Regions from separate parts of the Mus musculus genome. Here region 2 is linked to region 1. A link is a contact called in ENCODE Hi-C or POLR2A ChIA-PET data. All regions are on one chromosome and are shown on one strand. Each heading gives the region's core, a stretch centred on a gene start or an enhancer-like site at or near the end of the contact. The rest is flanking DNA. Distances are from core to core; before and after follow the strand shown. Region 1 holds the start of Rfx2 (regulatory factor X, 2 (influences HLA class II expression)). Region 2 holds the start of Ndufa11 (NADH:ubiquinone oxidoreductase subunit A11).

Region 1 (5,219 bases), core at 1,296-3,795:
AGCATAAACAAAAAGATGTAGCTGGGTGGAATCTCCTTTGATCACCACTCCCTAAATCTCCTTGTCTCCTAGTTTAGTATCTTTCTGACAAGTTGGCTCACAGCACCGCTGTCCTTGTTCCTTTAGATTCTTGAAGCCCTTCATGTTTCATATTGCATCCTTATATTTTTTGATATCTATATTTTTTTTCTTTTTGAGAAATTATATATTTTTGAACTCATGTTTTTAGGGTTCTTTTCCACAGCCTTAAGGGTTGTCTTGAAGGTTCCAAGGCTCACCATTTATGATACATTAGCCTCATCTTTACCTCCTGGACTTGTATTCTAACTACCATGGAGTCATTAACAGTAACAGGCAGGACACTCCTTGAAGGAAGGGCATAAAATGTGTACACTGTTATCCAAAGGAGCCCTACACCCAAAGCGGCCATTGACATTCTAGTAGGCCCATGCCCAATGGCCCTGTCCCAGGGGCAGGAACCATGTCATTTTGTCCCCACCAAGGCCATGCAGGACCTGGCAGATTCACAGCTCTTGTCTTCCAAAGGGGTTTCTGAGAAACCCAAGTAAACTCACAGGTGAATCCTGGATAGTTGACATGGAAAAAAAACTGGGGGAAAACAAAAAACAAAAAAATAAAAAACCCTGACTCCTGCCTGCCATTGTTACTCTAACATAAAAAACATATGTTTGGAAGAGGGGAACAGGGCTTTCTGCCAAGCCGAATGATCCTTGGAGGACACAGGGGAAAGGCAGAAAGTGTTCACAAGTTGTCATCTGATCACATGTGTATCATATCATGTACATATCACATCCTAAAGAAATAAATGTAAAAATACTAAAACTCTATGTAAGGAGTGAGCCAGCTGTATCGTCAGCGAGTGAGAGGCTTAGAACTCTGAGGTGTGTGGCTGAGATGAGAGGTTCTCTTTCCTTCCCATCCACAAGTGTCCCAGGTCTAGAAACCCTCCTGCACTTCTTTCCACAGTCTCCTTGCTAAAGACCAGGTTTCCAACCCATGAGCTCTGGGGACACACTTCTCAGTCTCTAAAACCAATGAGTTCTGAAGGGCCACAGTTTGGTCCAAACAGATTCAGGCTCATTCATGCATAGCCATTTGCCTCCATGATAGTTACAGTTGAGTCTATGGGACTGGGTCTCTCAGCACGGGGGTGGGGGTGGGGGTGGGGGATGGGGACCGGACACTAGCTTTGTAGTGTAGGCAGCCAACAAAGTGGTGTTGTGGCACCAGGCTTCCAGTTGCTCCAATATATTTATTTTGGAAACTCCAGTCCTAGAGGCAGCGTCTACTGCCTTTCTCGCGGCCTAAGTTCAGGATTTCATGAGTTAGACTGTGCACAAATGCTTGGTGGCACCTGCCTCTCACCCTAGTAGTCAAGGACCTAAGACAAAAAGAACATTAACTTGGACTACATAGTGGGAATCTAGTCTAGCTTGGACTACTTAGCAAGACCCTGACTCACCGCTTTGGGCACATAAGCCCAAATTACCCATGTTCACTGGTGCAATTGGACGTTCAATGAATGAATGAATGAATGAATGAATGGAGCTATGGTCTGACAGCTCCTCCGCACTTGGGTCTCTGGGTTTAAACCTTTCCTTTTGCGTTAACTTTTCATTCTGTTTGTGTCATCCCACCAAAATATAAGCTTTATGAAGAGTCCACATTGAGACCTGTATATATATATGAACCAGAGAGGACAGAGAAGCGAGATGGGGTGGGTGAGGAGTTGTCAGCTTAGCCAGGACTGGTGAACACACACCCATCATCCCAGCACTAGGAGATGGAGCCAGGAAAATCAGGTGTTGGAGGCCAGCTTAAGCGGTGTAGTGAGTGTATACAAGACACCGGCTCAAAAAAAAAAAAAAAAAAAAAAAAAAAAGGAGAAGCGCTGGAGAGGAGGCTTCTGCTCTTGCAGAGGACCCGGGATCGGTCCCTGCTCAATTAGGCGGCTCATAGCAGACGGTCACTCTGGTTCCAGGGCGATCCAACGCTCTCTTCGGGTCTTCATGCGCATTGCATGCACACGCATAGACAACAATCTTTAAAAAAAAAGTTTTCAGTTTGTGGACCATGAAAGAGCAGGCGCAAGGCCAGAGTCTGCTGCTCCCCTTAGACGGTGAGCGCCTCCGGTCTAGCGGAATCACCGTAACTCCGCAAAACACGCACTGCCACCAGTGGGCCCTCGCGCACCTCCTTAGAGCCAACCCTTCCCGGGAGCCGCGCGCCTCCCGCCAGGCCCCGCCCTCCTTCTCAGCGATTGGCTGGTATTCTACCCAAGGACCTGCCCCTTCACCTCTGACGGGCACTATGAAAGCCAATGGGGAGATCGCCCGCCCTCCCCGAGGCCGTTGGAGGCGGGCATGGGCGGGCCGTTGGAGGGGGCGGGGCGTGCAGCTTGGTAACCGTTGCCGGGCGCAACGCCCCGCCCCGTGAGGGCAGCGCGAGGCTGAGGCGGGCGGGCGCCTGCTGCGGGCGGGCGCTGCGGGCGGGCGGGAGGGCGGCGGGAGCCGGAGGAGGAGCGGCCGGCGCCGCCACCGCCGCCGCCATAGAGACTGTAGCCGTGGAGACTGTTACTTACCAACGCGGAGCGACACGCAGCGGCCGACGCCGCGGGAGCCGCTACCGGAACTCCCTGCCGAACTCCAGGTGAGCGGTGCGGGCCGGGGCAGGGGGCGGTGGCGGAGGGGGGGGGGACCCCGCTGGAGGGGGGTCGCGGGGGCGGGCGCGGCCGGACCCGGCGCCCCAACTTTGCAGACGCCAACCTCATCCAATCCTGATAGGCGCCTCTGATTTGGGGGAGCCCTGGGCTGGGTGGAACCCCTCTCACACTCTCAAAAGTTTGTAAAGTGAAGCGATCTCTTCTCGCCTTTGACGCACTAAATCTGACTTTGAGGAGCGGGGACTCCAGAAGACCCCTCCTTGTCTCTTACTCCACAACACCTGAAACTCGGAGGCGCCCTCAAACTAGTCAGTCCTCTCTTTGACTACTCCCAAAGCCTGAATTGGAGTTGCCCCAAACCCGCTCCTTGCTGTCATCCCCCTAAAACCTGAGTTGGGGGCTCCCACAGAGCCAGCCATTCTCGTCCAAGTCTGAAAACCCAGAGGCACCGTCTCCCTTTTATACTTATGAAATCGGGGTTCTGGCTTTTATCCATGTACTTAACTCCGAGGGTACTCTTCTGCTTGCCTCATAGTTCTGACCCTCGGGTTTCCTTCTTGACTTAGGATTTGGGGGCTCCGGCACCGTTTTCTTGTGCTTTGACCAAAATAGTCACTGCGTTTGTTCTGTTCTGGAAGGAACTCCTCCCTTCGCGTTTTCTTGCCCATCCCAAATACCCCCGGCGCCCCAAATCCTCGGACCACTCTCCCCTGGAACCCGACACCGCTGCGTTTGGGGGTCCTTTACCATGCCGCTCCGGGAAGCTCAAGCGCACCCATAGCGTCCTCTTTGCCGAGATCCCCAATCTAGAAAACTTTCCCGAAGGAAAATATTGTGTGAACCGTTTGTAGGAAGATCCAGGAGGCCGGGAGAGTGCGTGCGCAGCCCTCCTGTGCACAGGCAGCACATCCCAAAACACCGGATTGTCTTCCTCGCCCCTTTCCATGGGTCATATCCGAGTTCGCAGTTGGGATTCGCTAGGGCTGCGGTTGTTTCCTTGGACCCTAGAGAGCTCGGTTCCGGACAGAGCCCCCTAGGGTGGCGGGGAGGGGAGTTGGGGCGGGGAACGCACCAAGAAACAGCTGGGACCGCTGTCTCTCCTGAGACTTCACCCCTACTTTAGTACGTCTCCGGAACACTCCGGTACTCAGGTCCCCCAGGAAAAATCCTACAACGATTGAGTGTTAATAAATGTAACTTTATTAGCATGTACATAAGTGTGGCCTTCTCCTGTGTGTATAATGTGTTGTAATCATAACCACCACTCGCCTCTCTTGACCCTGATGACCCCCACTCCTCCAGCCCTGGCTTGCTTCTACTTTTTGCTCCCTTTTTCCTTGAAGGGAACAGAGTTCAGTTGGGGCCACGGCGCAGAGGACAGTGGGTCCCTCCTCAGAAGTGGCCGTCAGGTCCTCGGGAGTCAGATGACTCTTTTCTTATTGTCAAAAGTGATTTGCTTTCCGATTTAAATTTTTACGTGTATTTATTGTGTGTGACTATACTGCACGTGCACACACCCCCGGAGGTTAGAGGACAGATTACAGGAGACTCCCTTCAGCACTTGATCTTGGGAGCTCAGTACACTTGGTGGCAAGAGCCCTTACCTGCGCATCTCCCTGCCAGTGGAATGAGCTTTAAACTTAAAGTGAAGCGAAGACAATTCTAGAACAGTGATGATATTAATAAAATAATAATGACGTAAAACTTCTCTTAAAATGTTTTCCTGTTTGAGTTTTTAACGTCAGCCTCAGCCTGTGAAGGTGCCTGTTTGATGGGACTGAGCTCTGGCTGAGTCCCTGCCGGTCCTCAGTGGAGCTTGGGTTCAGGGACTGAATGGACTAGAAAATCCACCCAGGTGTGGCCACTCATCCACTCCCACTGGAGAAGGAGGGCTCAGGCCTCAGAGAGAGGAATCTAAGGCTGTTAGCATCAGGCCTACCGCCTGTCTGGTGGGTCACTGTGGATACCTGAGCCCCAGGGCCACTACAGGGCTGTGAAGGACTTGTCAACACACTGGCCCTCTAAAATACAGCCTGTCATTCTCTTGCTGCATGAAGTATCCCTGGCACTTTAGACTGTATTAGTAGTGGCATTTTAAAAATCTTTATTATGTGTGTGTGTGTGTGTGTGTGTGTGTGTGTGTGTGTGTGAACATCTGCAACATCTGCATGGGCTATGGTGTGTACATTAGAGATCAGAGGACGACAAGCAGGAGATGGCCCTGAAGATCAAACACAGGTTACCAGGCTTAGCAGCAAGCTCCTTTCTCCTGCTGAGCCCCCTCAGCCTTCCCATTGATAATGAAAATATTCATGTAGATTATCCATATATGAATGTATGTTAATATAGCAAGTGTGTTCATATAATATTAATAGTTCATGTATAAAGGCTGCTTGGTTTGTTAAGTCCTTGACTAGAAGGAGTCACAGGTTTTGTTTTCTTTCTTTGTTTGTTTACCTATTTATTTATTGAGGTGCTTGGCTTTGCATATGCTATGCAAGTGTTCTGCCACTGCCCAGGCATCCCAGCCCTGTTT
Region 2 (4,789 bases), core at 1,400-3,899, 110 kb after region 1:
ATGAATTCTGTTGTTATTCCTTCCATCGGAGTTGAAGTGGCCCAGAAAAGTAGCCCAAGGTGGCCCAGCATAGCTGGTCATGGGGCAGTGGGTCTGGCCCCTCAACTCTTCTCCAGCCTCTGGGGATGTCACACACACCCTTCCTGGTGAGCTCTGGAGCTCTGATTTGAGCACCGAGCACTTACAGATCTTGAGTTTCAGTATCAACACAGACTGAAGACCCTAGCAGGGCCTCAAAGATGAGGCTGGGCACTGGGCTGGAGGCCTTGAAGACATTGTAGCTCCCCAGCCCAGCCATCCCTTTGCCTCAGCATCACTGTGGCTTCTGTGTACACGCACAGGGTGCGAGAAAGCTCACACGGGAACCCAACCTCACTGTTGGAGGTTGCTGAAATGTCTTTCCCAGATGCAGCAGGACTTGAACCCAGGGGCACTGGGATTCTTGATGGGGACTGGTGAGGCCACAGGGACCCTGGGTGACTTTGGTGACCACACCTAACAAGCCAGATGTCATGGGACCCAGAGTGACTGCCCTTCACCATCTAACTGCTCCCTTGTGGTGATTCTCCCATGGCCCAGCCAAACCACAGCCAAGCCTCAGCACCACCTGTAACATGGGACCCTCCAGGAGTACCACCTGCAGCATGGGACCCTCCAGGAGTACCACCTGCAGCATGGGACCCTCCAGGAGCACCACCTGCAGCATGGGACCCTCCAGGAGCACCTCCTGCAACATGGGACCCTCCAAGAGCACCACCTACAGCATGGAGCGCCTCCAGGAGCACCAGCTGCAGCACGGGACCCTCCAGGAGCACCAGCTGCAGCATGGAACCTCCAGGTGCAGCTGCGCCCAGGAGCTATCCATTCCTAACTGCTGTGCCGGCAGGGCAGGAATTCATTCATTCATTCATTCATTCACTCACTGTGTTGCACAAGCCACGTTCATTTATTCATCCATCCTTCCACTGAGGCCCCAAAGACCTCCCTCATTCAATTGTGAGTTCCACCACGCCTCCAAGTTGCTAGATCCTGCTGGGAAGGCAGGGTCACTGCCTTTCTGCAATATCCCCCTTAGGGGAGCCAAGCAGGGAGCTTGGGAACAAAGGAGTTAGGACACAGGGAAGAATTTTCAAAGCTGACATAATTGTCCACTTCCTCCCTCAGTAGCTCTGACATGGCACCTCTGGCAAGGGCCTGCCTACTCTCCACATCTACCCAAGACAGACTCCAGCCAGACACCAAGAGTGCACACAGTCCTCCTCTGGATCAACACCCATGTTCTCTCCATGGCCTCCCTCACAGAGATCTGCCTGCCTTGCCCCCCAAGTTCTGGGCTCAAAGGCATGCACCACCACGACTAGGCTTGTTCTGTCTGTTTTAAAATCCCCCAATCACCTGACCCTACAACACCTGCTTTGTGGGAGCAAAGCCTTGGGTAAACTCATGAATGTGAGGCCTGTGGACACACCAGAAATATATGACTGAATGAGGCCTTGAGGGATAGCATAAGTGAGTGAATGAACTAGGCATGAGGGGGCACCTTAAGAGTCTCAAATGCCAAAGGTAACCCCATGACAGCCTTAAAAGGACATCTGACCTTCCAAACAAGTGTGCCCTATTTGGAATCTTCCAGAATCAGGTCCTCATGATGATGCATACTTTTAATCTGGGAATTCAGGAGGCAGAGGCGGGACACTTTCTTTGAATCCCAAGCCAGCCTGGGTTACATAGGGAGATCATGTCCAAAATAATAGTAAATCATGCTGGAGAGATGGCTCTCTCTCAGTCCTGGAGAAATAGAACAGCCCTTCCACATTACCTGGGTTCAACTCTCAGGCCCCACACGGGCACCTCACAACTGTCTGCAGCTCCAATTCCAGAGAATCGGACACACAAGACATACAGGTAACACACCAATGAGCGTAAGACAAAACTAAATCACTTTAAATCATTTAAAAATAAGAGCAAATTAATAGGTTCCGTGGTGGCGGAAAATAGAAACAAAACAAAACAAAACAAAAATAACAAAAACATCTTCCAGAGGCTAGATTGGGGTGTAGCCCTGTCATCCCAGCACTCGGGCAGCTGAGGCAGGAGGATCATGCAGGCCAGACTGGAGACAGGAGAATCAAGACCTCAAGGCCATCCTCCGCTACACAGAGGGTTTGCAGTCTTGCCAAGGCAACCCTAGAACTTGTCTTCAAAAACTCCGATGACCCGATCACCCCTTAACCCTAAAAACTCCTGACGACGCTGAAATGACCTTCACATTTTCTCCAGCTTTTGCTCCCTGATATTGACCTACGACCTCTGAAGCCCCTAGGCACTGACGAGTCTACGCCCCTCAAAAGTCTCAACCTCTTCCGCCTTTACAGCCATTGCGCCCCGGCGCCCCAGGGACCTCCGCGCGCCCTCTGACCTTTGCTTCCAGACCTCCGCCCTCCGCCCGCCCACCGGCCCGCGCTCACCGCAAATGCCGCCTAAGGCCGTGGTGATGTAGGTCTTGCGATGACACTGGGTGCCGTCGGGGACCTCATGGTAAGATTCAAAGAACCGCTTCACCATCGCCATACCTAGCTGGGCTTGCTCGGCCGACCCTAAAGCGTCTGGGCGAACTCAAGGGTAGCCGGCTAGGTCAACTCTCGCGAGGTTTCCAGCGCGCAACTTTATTGAACGCCTTGGACGCAGACAAGGCGTGCGCGCATGCGCGCAGTGCAGGTTTGTACCGAGGTCTTATTAATCCCGTAGCAAGATCTGTGTCGTGCTCGGTCCACAAGTGAATCTGGACAGAGACGCCCGTGACGTCAGGAAAGGTAAACTGAGGCCATGAAGAAAAACGCCTCCAGCCCTAGCGAAGACGAGGTTTCTAGTACGGAGAATGTTGATAGTGCATCCAAGGATGGGATTGACAGGTCGCAGGACAGCCATTACACTGTCAGGCAGGTCAGCGATCGAAACTAACAGAAGGTAGGACAATCGCAGGGCAGATATTACAGCGCGAGGCTAGTGATACCCTAGTTAGCCGGAGCTGCACGGACGCGGCGGGACACAGCGCAAAAGCGGTTGGCTCGTCAGGGATCCGGACTGTGTAGGGGTGTGGTTTCATGCCCATCTCAATCAGGACCGCGTGTAACTATTTGGGGGCGTGGCCAGGCTGGGGGCAAGGGGACCAATCGTGAGGATTTAGCGTGAGGATTATAATTGACGGAGACCAGGCCCACTCTGCTTTGGTTTTAAGTCCTCGCTGCACTCGCAGGCACAGCCACACTCAGGAGCTGGTCCTGAAAGGGACGTGAACATTGGCTACGGGGCGTGGCCGCACTTAGTCCTGCCCCTGGTAGAAACGTGGCCAATAGTGAGAGCCCAAGAGGAAGCACACGCCTTCCTCCGGGGGGCGTGTCTTTCTTGACGTCACTTCGAAGTTGGGCGGGGCCTCTTGAGAAGGTTTAAATTAATGCAGCGGCAGCCTGGCAGCTGCATGTGAGGGAGGGGGTGGGGGGTGGGGGTCGGGCTCAGGGGCGGGGCTTCTTGCGTTGTGGGCGTGACCCGACAGGGCGGGGTGGGGCCTGCACGGCAGCCGGGGGCCATGTCTGCGCCGCCACCTCTGCAGATCCGGGAGGCGAACGCGCACCTGGCCGCCGTGCACCGACGCGCAGCGGAGCTGGAGAGGCGGCTGCTGGCGGCTGAGCGCACGATTGGTGCGCAGGCCGAGCGCCTGGCCTGCCACGACCAGCACCTGCGCGCCGCCCTGGATGAGCTGGGTCGCGCCAAGGACCGGTGAGGCCCTGGAGGAGGCCCGGCGGACATCCCAAAGGAGGCGGGTGGAAAGGGCTGGGAACCGAGAGCAAAAATTTCCGGAGCACTAAATGCCCGGCATCACAGCACTAGGAGGGCTGAGACTGGAGGATCAGGAGTTCGGGCCATCCTCGACTACATGGGGACTTTAGAGTATAGCCTGGGTTACTTGAGAGCATTTCAAACTGTTAAAATGAAGCCAGCTGTCCCACCCACAAGGCCGAGTCTGCCGGTAGGTGCAAGAGTATTGTGTCTGATGATCGAAGGAAGCTGCTGGGTAGGGGCCCACATCGGTAGACAAAGGCACAGAACACCCCTATATAGAATAGTCAGATCTGTGACAACCATTTGTGACCATGCGGAAGTCCTACCGAAGGACACACAAAACTGGCACTGTTTTGTTTTTTGAGAGAAGGCTGGCCTTAAAGGCACTATGTAGCTTTCAACCCCTGATCCTTCTGCCTCCATCTCTCGAGTGCTGGGATGACAGAGCGCCAGGCCTGCTGTGGGGCTGAGGGTGCTTTACCAATGACATCAATGGCTCTGTGTATAAAGACACTCGCCACTAAGAATGACAAAGAATTTGATCCCATGGGGCAGGAGGAGCGAACCAACTCTTGAAAATTGTACCTTGACTTCCACATGTTTGCTGTCACATGTGTGCGCCTATGCACATAAACAAGCACACAAAGAAGTAGTGCAGGAGGAGACATAGGGAGTCTCAGAGGATTCTGGAGCAGGTAGATGCCCCCACCCCCACCCCCTGTAGGTAACTACCTTATTTGGTCCTCTTACCAGGGAGATATCTGCCCTCCAAGAGCAGCTGCTGAGCTCTGAGGCCACAGTTCGCAGCCTGCAGGCCGCAGTGGACCAGAGGGACCAGATGATCCAGCAGCTACAGCCTCGGGCTGACCTGCTGCAGGACATCACTCGCCACCGACCACCCCTGGCCGCACTGTTGGCCACCCTGGAGGAGGCAGAGGAACTGGGCCCC

Evidence for each region. Hi-C counts contacts between places; a loop is a spot of excess contacts on that map. ChIA-PET counts read pairs that join two places held with the same protein, here RNA polymerase II (POLR2A).
Region 2: a loop to region 1 is called in a map of heart, with 2.9 times the contacts of the local background. The contact joins the promoter of Ndufa11 here to the promoter of Rfx2 in region 1. A Hi-C loop is called at or near these places in 1 of 37 maps with a recorded cell type or tissue (heart). POLR2A ChIA-PET finds 5 or more read pairs at or near these places in 3 of 5 experiments (all embryonic stem cell).

The regions. Positions count from the first base shown.
Region 1 is chr17:56,828,334-56,833,552 of GRCm38, reverse strand. It overlaps Rfx2 (regulatory factor X, 2 (influences HLA class II expression)), which reads left to right and starts at 2,545. Exons shown (of 17, transcript NM_009056.2): 1 at 2,545-2,670.
Region 2 is chr17:56,715,622-56,720,410 of GRCm38, reverse strand. It overlaps Ndufa11 (NADH:ubiquinone oxidoreductase subunit A11), which reads right to left and starts at 2,649. Exons shown (of 4, transcript NM_027244.1): 1 at 2,469-2,649. The coding sequence starts at 2,571. Vmac (vimentin-type intermediate filament associated coiled-coil protein) reads left to right here and starts at 3,490. Exons shown (of 2, transcript NM_178926.3): 1 at 3,490-3,777; 2 at 4,594-4,789. The coding sequence starts at 3,587.